Regions from separate parts of the Homo sapiens genome. Here region 2 is linked to region 1. The links are chromatin contacts, found by Hi-C in ENCODE. All regions are on one chromosome and are shown on one strand. Each heading gives the region's core, a stretch centred on a gene start or an enhancer-like site at or near the end of the contact. The rest is flanking DNA. Distances are from core to core; before and after follow the strand shown.

Evidence for each region. A loop is a pair of places that touch in the nucleus more often than their neighbours do. Pooled maps may share reads with other maps.
Region 2: a loop to region 1 is called in a pooled map, with 4 times the contacts of the local background. The contact joins the promoter of FGF2 here to the promoter of BBS7 in region 1. A Hi-C loop is called at or near these places in 2 of 37 single-sample maps with no recorded cell type and 4 of 50 pooled maps.

Annotation. Positions count from the first base shown.
Region 1 is chr4:121,868,716-121,872,001 of GRCh38, reverse strand. It overlaps BBS7 (Bardet-Biedl syndrome 7), which reads left to right and starts at 1,528. Exons shown (of 19, transcript NM_176824.3): 1 at 1,528-1,724. The coding sequence starts at 1,689. It overlaps BBS7-DT (BBS7 divergent transcript), which reads right to left and starts at 1,351. Exons shown (of 1, transcript NR_186650.1): 1 at 1-1,351. RefSeq lists an enhancer at 1,598-1,827.
Region 2 is chr4:122,825,217-122,828,502 of GRCh38, reverse strand. It overlaps FGF2 (fibroblast growth factor 2), which reads right to left and starts at 1,672. Exons shown (of 3, transcript NM_001361665.2): 1 at 1,151-1,672. The coding sequence starts at 1,328. RefSeq lists enhancers at 140-189, 1-241, 230-369, 242-767, 1,050-1,129, silencers at 715-1,009, 1,350-1,829, cis regulatory regions at 2,329-2,367, 2,368-2,438 and promoters at 1,495-2,462, 1,631-2,813.

The DNA of each region.
Region 1 (3,286 bases), core at 279-2,778:
CAGCTAGAAAAAAACAATCCCATCAAAAAGTGGGCAAAGGACATTTTTCAAAAGAAGATATACAAATAGCCAACAAACATGAAAAGATGCTCAACATCACTAAATCACCAGGGAAATGCAAATTAAAACCACAGTGAGATACCACCTTACTCCTGCAATAATGGCCATGAGGCAGGCGGATCACGAGGTCAGGAGTTCGAGACCAGCCTGGCCAACATGGCAAAACCCTGTTTCTACTAAAAATACAAAAATCAGCCAGGCGTGGTGGCGGGCACCTGTAATCCCAGCTACTCGGGAGGCTGAGGCAGGAGAATCACTTGAACCCGGGAGCCGGAGGTTGCAGTGAGCCGAGATAGTGCCATTGCACTCCAGACTGGGGGACAAGAGCAAGACTCTGTCTCAAAAAAAAAAAAATAAACATAAAAAATAAAATTTAGAAAATATACGTTGGTGTCGATATGGTGAAAAGGGAACACTTTTGCACTGCTTGGGGGATGTAAATTAATACCACCACTATGGAAAACAGTATAAAGTTTCCTTAAATAAATAAATAAAGGTGGAGCTACCATTCAATCCAGCAATCCCACTACTGGGTATCTACCCAAAGGAAAAAGACACATATACACGCATGTTTATAGCAGCATAAGTCGCAATTGCAAAGATATGGGGCCAACCTAAGTGCCCATTGACTAACGAGTGGATAAAGAAAATGTAGTATATATACACCATTGAATACTACTCAGCCATAAAAAGGAACGAAATAATATCTTTTGGCAGCAACTTGGATGGAACTGGAGGCCATTATTCTAAGTGAAGTAACTTAGGAATAGAAAACCAAATACTGCATGTTCAGTTATGAGGATGCAAAGACATACAGAGCGATATAATGGATTCTGGGAACTCCAGGTAGGGAGGAGATTGGGAGCGGGGTGAGGGATAAAATACTACATATTGGGTACAGTGTACACTGGTGGGTGACGGGTACACTAAAATCTCGGAATTCGCCACTCAAGAGCTCATCCATGTAACCAAAACCCGCCTGTACACCCAAAACTATTGAAATAAAAAAAACATTAAAAATGAGAGAAAACCCACAAAAAGCAAATGGTCTTTGTGCTCCTCAACGGTTTTTAAGAGTCTTGTAAATAAGTCCTAAGGCCAAAAGTCTAAGAACCGCTGCTGTAAGCTAGCACCTATAACGGTGGAACCTAATTCTTTGTAGGACCCTTTCCAATGTCAGAGTGAAATCGGTCAGAATCTAGCAGGCTTATCTAGTTTTTTCTACAGCGATAAGGAAAGAAGTCCAGTATTAGCCCTGGGCCGCGGTGAGGGTGGAGCCAAGACTGCGTCTGGGGTCTCTGTGGAAACCGCCCTGTATGGGTCTCCCGGACCTCGCCTCTTTTGTTCCTCTCCGCCTCTGATTGGAACACGCTGTCAGTGGGCGGTGCTTCGGGAAAGGGGCGGGCCTTCATCTTCTTCCAGGAGCCCCTCGCAGCAGCGTACTGACGTCACGCAGGACGCCACTGCCCTGTCGCCCCGCCTGTGCAGCCCAGGACCTAGGCGCGGTAGCTGGGGCTGGCTTTTGAGGGGCGCGGGCAGCCTTCTGACTGGGTCGGAGGCCTGCGGGCCCGAAGCCTCTGTCCCTCCTGTTCTTGTCCGGCGCTGCTTAGCCCCTCCGCGTAGTCATCATGGATCTGATTTTAAACCGAATGGATTATCTGCAGGTAAACCCAAGGGATAGGGCGGGCGCCGCGCTGGGCAAGCCCAGCACCCGGAGAGGATTCCTTCCTTCCACTGACGAAAGTCTCGGTCGCCAGGAGCTGGTGCGGAGGCGAAGGAGCCGGGCTGGGTGCCGACCTCTCAGCACCCCGCCTTTGGGCAGCTCCCTTTCGTCTGTGACGGTCCGAGGGGACCGGGGAAAAGCGGCACAAGCCCCCACGGTACTGGCTTCTGCCGGGTCCTGAGGATGCTCTGAAAATGTGACACTGTCTCATCCCGGATTCCCCCCAGGGCCCTTCTCCTCCTCCCTAGCCGTGGCTGCCTGAGGGCCTCTAATCCTCAATCTCCATCTCTACCCGGACCCTTTTGCGGAGCACCAGGCACTTGTTTCTTACTGTGAGCTGTACCGCACCAGGCAGATCATGGTAAAAGCAATGAAAACCGGGCCGGGGGCAGTGGCTCACGCCTGTTATCCCAGCACTTTGGGAGGCCGAGGCGGGCGGATCACCTAAGGTCAGCAGTTCGAGACCAGCCTAGCCTACATGGTTAAACCTCTTCTCTACAAAAAGTACAAAAATTAGCCCGGTGTGGTGGCGGGCGCCTGTAATCCCAGGTACTCGGGAGGTTAAGGCAGGAGAATCGCTTGAACTCGGGAGGCGGAGGCTGCAGTGAGCTGACATCATGCCACTGCACTCCAGCTGGGGCGACAGAGCGAGACTGTCTCGAAAGGGGGAAAAAAAGCAATGACAACAGTTTAATGTGCATCTAGCTTATTCTAAGAATTTAGCATACCTACCAACATATTTAATCCTCATAAGAATTTGCAAAGTAGACAATATTATAAATGAGGATCTAAGGGGTTAGAGAAGGCAAGTAATTTGCTTAATAGCTAAAAATTAGGGAGTGGCTATTTGAATCAAAGTCTCGGACTCCAGAACTGGTGTATTTTTGTTACACTACACTGCCTTTCAGAATTTCTTTCAGACCTAAAATTCTCTCTACCCCAATTCCTCATCATATTTTTAGGCCACCTCATTTTAGTTAATGGTACAAATGTTTGCCCAGTCAATTTTCTAGGGGTTTATGCTATGTACTTCCATATCCAACTGGTCACCACATCTTACTGCTTTTAACTCCCAAATATCTCTTGAATCTGTCCCATATCTTCCATCTCTATTACCCTCATTTGGGTTCTCATCTTCTCTTGCTTGAATAATTGAAATAACCTCCAAATTGGGCTCCTGAACTCCAGCTTCATCTCCCTCCAAGCCATCCTTCACATCACTTGCTAGATTGATGTTTCAGAAATACAAATCTAAGCAGATGACTTTAATACAATTTTCTGGAATGCAGAATAAAGTCATTTATACTATATGAACGTTTTATCATGATGTGTTGTTTTCACCAATTCCTCTCCCATTGGTCCCATCCTCTTCTCCTAACTATACACCAGCAGTGACAGTTCCCTGCTGCTTTCATCCTCTGTATTTTTTTGTAAAATAATCTTCACCTGTTAGATTGGATGTTATGGCCATTATCATATTTGGTATTTTAGCATAAATCTTCT
Region 2 (3,286 bases), core at 423-2,922, 960 kb before region 1:
TTTTCTCAGGCAATGAGAGAATCAGATTCTCCACCTGGAACCCATAAAGGAAGGAACGCCATAACACACAGCTTTTAAAACACATGTTTACATACACTTACAGGAGGACAGGTTACAATATATTCTAGTCCTCTTTCTCTCACTTCAAATTCCATCAGTGTTGTAAATCGGCTCATCTTATGCCCCTTTCTTTCTCTTTCCTCTAGACCAGTGGCTCTCAAAGTGTGATGTGATCAGCATCCCCGGGGAACATGTTAGAAATGCAAATCTTCAGCCCCCACTCCAGACTTAGGGAATCCCCTAAAGTCCAAGCACTCCTTATTTAGGCCAGTGTTCTTTCTAGAACCACAAACATTGTTTCTTACAGAAAGCAAAACTGCAATTCTCATTTCATCCTCAAGCCTGCTGCAAGGTAGTAATATATTAGCCCCACGTGAGCGATGAGGAAACCGGCTCTGGGGTTAAGCGTCGGCTCAAGGTCTCAAAGCTAGTCACTGCAGGTGGAAGATTAAAGTGTTTGCACTTCTTTTCACTACTGAAACAAAGCTATGGCACTTTATTAACAACATCTGGATTTTTTGCTGGTTGGCTGGTTGGTTTTTGTTTTTGCTCTTTCAGCTTTCGTCAATTCGGAAAAATATAAAACAGAGTGGGTGAGAGTAGTGTGCCATATGCCTCGGGTCGTCCCGAGTCGGAATTTAAGGGCAGGACTCTAGAAAGGTGTTTTTCCAGTAAAGACCGTTTCGTTCTGCTGCGGTCCTTCCTGTCTTTGTCCCCGGGACAGCACGCAGCAGATAGAAGCGGCCAGAGCTGCATGGCGGGGCCGCGGGCATCCCCGACGCGACAGGTTGTCCGCGGGAAGACAGCCAGTCCGCGAGGCCCCGGCGCGCCGCGGCTCCGGGCCGGGGGTACTGGTTTACAGGGCAAATTGGCACACCCCAAAGCCCAGGGGACACCCGGGCCTACGCCGCAGCCCGGAAAGGAGGGGGTGAGTGGTGAACCCGAAACCGCCGAGGGCCGCGCGGCCAGAAACCACACGGAGCGCTAGGGTCGCAGTGAAGATCCGGGAGGAGGGTGCAGGCTGGAGGGGAGAGAGCGGGCGAGAACCCACGAAATGGAAATGAGGCGGAGAGAGCGGGTCGGCACTCACTGTGAGGGTCGCTCTTCTCCCGGACCCCGTCAACTCGGCCGTCGGGGTGGATGCGCAGGAAGAAGCCCCCGTTTTTGCAGTACAGCCGCTTGGGGTCCTTGAAGTGGCCGGGCGGGAAGGCGCCGCTGCCGCCATCCTCGGGCAAGGCGGGCAGCGTGGTGATGCTCCCGGCTGCCATGGTCCCTGCGGGGCCCGGCCGGGATCCCCGAGCCGCTGGAGCCGCGCGGGGAGCCGCCGTCCCCCGGCCCCGGCCCCGGCCTCCGACCCGCTCCGGGGCACGGCCCCGGCCCCGGCCCCCCAGCCTCCCGCCCGGCAGCGCGCGGCCGCGCCCGCGGTCCCCCAGCCTCGAGCCGCTCGGCCGCTCTTCTGTCCGCCGGCCCCTGGTGCGCGGCGAGCCGGCGGCCCGGGACCTGGGGTTCACGGATGGGTGTCTCCGCGGACGCCGCCTGGGGAGAGCCGCCTCCCAAGCTGCAGCGCCCGGGATCCCGTTGCAACCGCGGGCACCGCGTCCGCTAATCTGGCACCCGCCGGGCCGCGGCGTCACATCTTCTACATCTCCACCCCCCACACCCACCAGCCTCCCGCGCCCCCAGTTCTCCTCCCTCCTGCGCGCCGCCCCCTACTCGCTCGGGTTTTCTGGGGCCGGCCTCTGAGTTCGGCGGTTCGGCCACAACACGCAAGCGCGCGACATCAGTCCGGCGGGGAGCCCGGCCTCAGTCGGGGGCGGGGGAGAGGCGAGGGGCGGGGGGCGCGCGTCGGAGGCCGCGGCAGGGCTTTGGCATTCCCTGGGCTCCACCGCCCCTTATCCCCCAAAAGTCACCCCCGCCCAACCCCCGCACCACCCAAACCACGTTTAGGCTTTCTCCACACTGCGGGGCTTTTGCTGCGCAACCAGCCGTGACTCAACTTTTAAAAGTTTAAACTCAACTTTCTCCCCCATTTTTTCCCCGCTAGCGTTTCAAAACGGAGAAGCCGTTTCCACCCCAAAGTAGAGAAGTTGCAATCCAAGGAAGAGTCTGTGTCAGAGCAGGCTTTGAAAATCTCTAAATCACCAAAAGACGAGGGGTACAAGTGGGGCATAAACTTTAAAATTAAAGGACAGAGGCTGAAGTCGTCTACCAACAAAAGGAGAGAAAGAGGCCAGAGAAGGGGAGCAGATTGGGTTGCTAAAACGAAAAGGTTTCCTTTACTGACCTATCTTGAATTAGACGACGCAGAAAGATGAGGATGGGGATAAGGATAAATCCTTATCGCGATCGAAGCGCATTAATGTCTTAACTCGGACCTGGCATTTGCCCTAGCTAAATTGTTATGCATTTCTTGGAGAGAGAGTTATTTTCTGTAAATCCCAAATGTAAAATTGAAGTTAATTGCATTTTGGTAATTTTCAGTAGGATATAGCAGGTGCCACAGATGACTAGGAAAATATCTATTCAGAAAACTTGCATGTATTGAGTACCTACTGTGTGCAACACATAATGTTGAGTGTGTGGGAGATGCCAAATCTGATGCCAGCGTCTCACACACTGAGGGAGATAAGATGGGTAGCATGAGTAACACAAATAGCAGTAGAAAGTAGGCCATAGAAGAGTAAGACTAAGTGCTGTGACATTTCAGACATCGGATAACTCAGCGTGGGGAGGCAGGAGATTTGGGGAAGCTTCTAGAAGGAGTTGCAAGTATGGACGTGCCTCCTTGTAGAAACATTAGGTTTCAAAAGGCCATGCATAAGTGCATTTGTTCTTAAGTCTCCAAGAAGGCTTTAACTCCAGATGCATTTCTAGAATGTTACATACAGGAGAATGAGTAAATTCTTTGAAGCTTTAAAACCAGGCATACTGTTTTTATTTTTATTATTTATTTATTTTTTTTAGACAGAGTTTTGCTCTTGTTGCCCAGGCTGGAGATCAATGGCACGATCTCGGCTCACCGCAACCTCCACCTCCTGGGTTCAAGCGATTCTCCTACTTCAGCCTACCGAATAGCTGGGATTACAGGCATGCGCCACCACCACGCAGGGCTAATTTTTTGTATTTTTAGTAGAGACGGGGTTTCTCCATGTTGGTCAGGCTGGTCTCGAACTCCCAACCTCAGGTGATCTGCCCGCCTCAGCCTCCCATAGTACTGGGATTACAG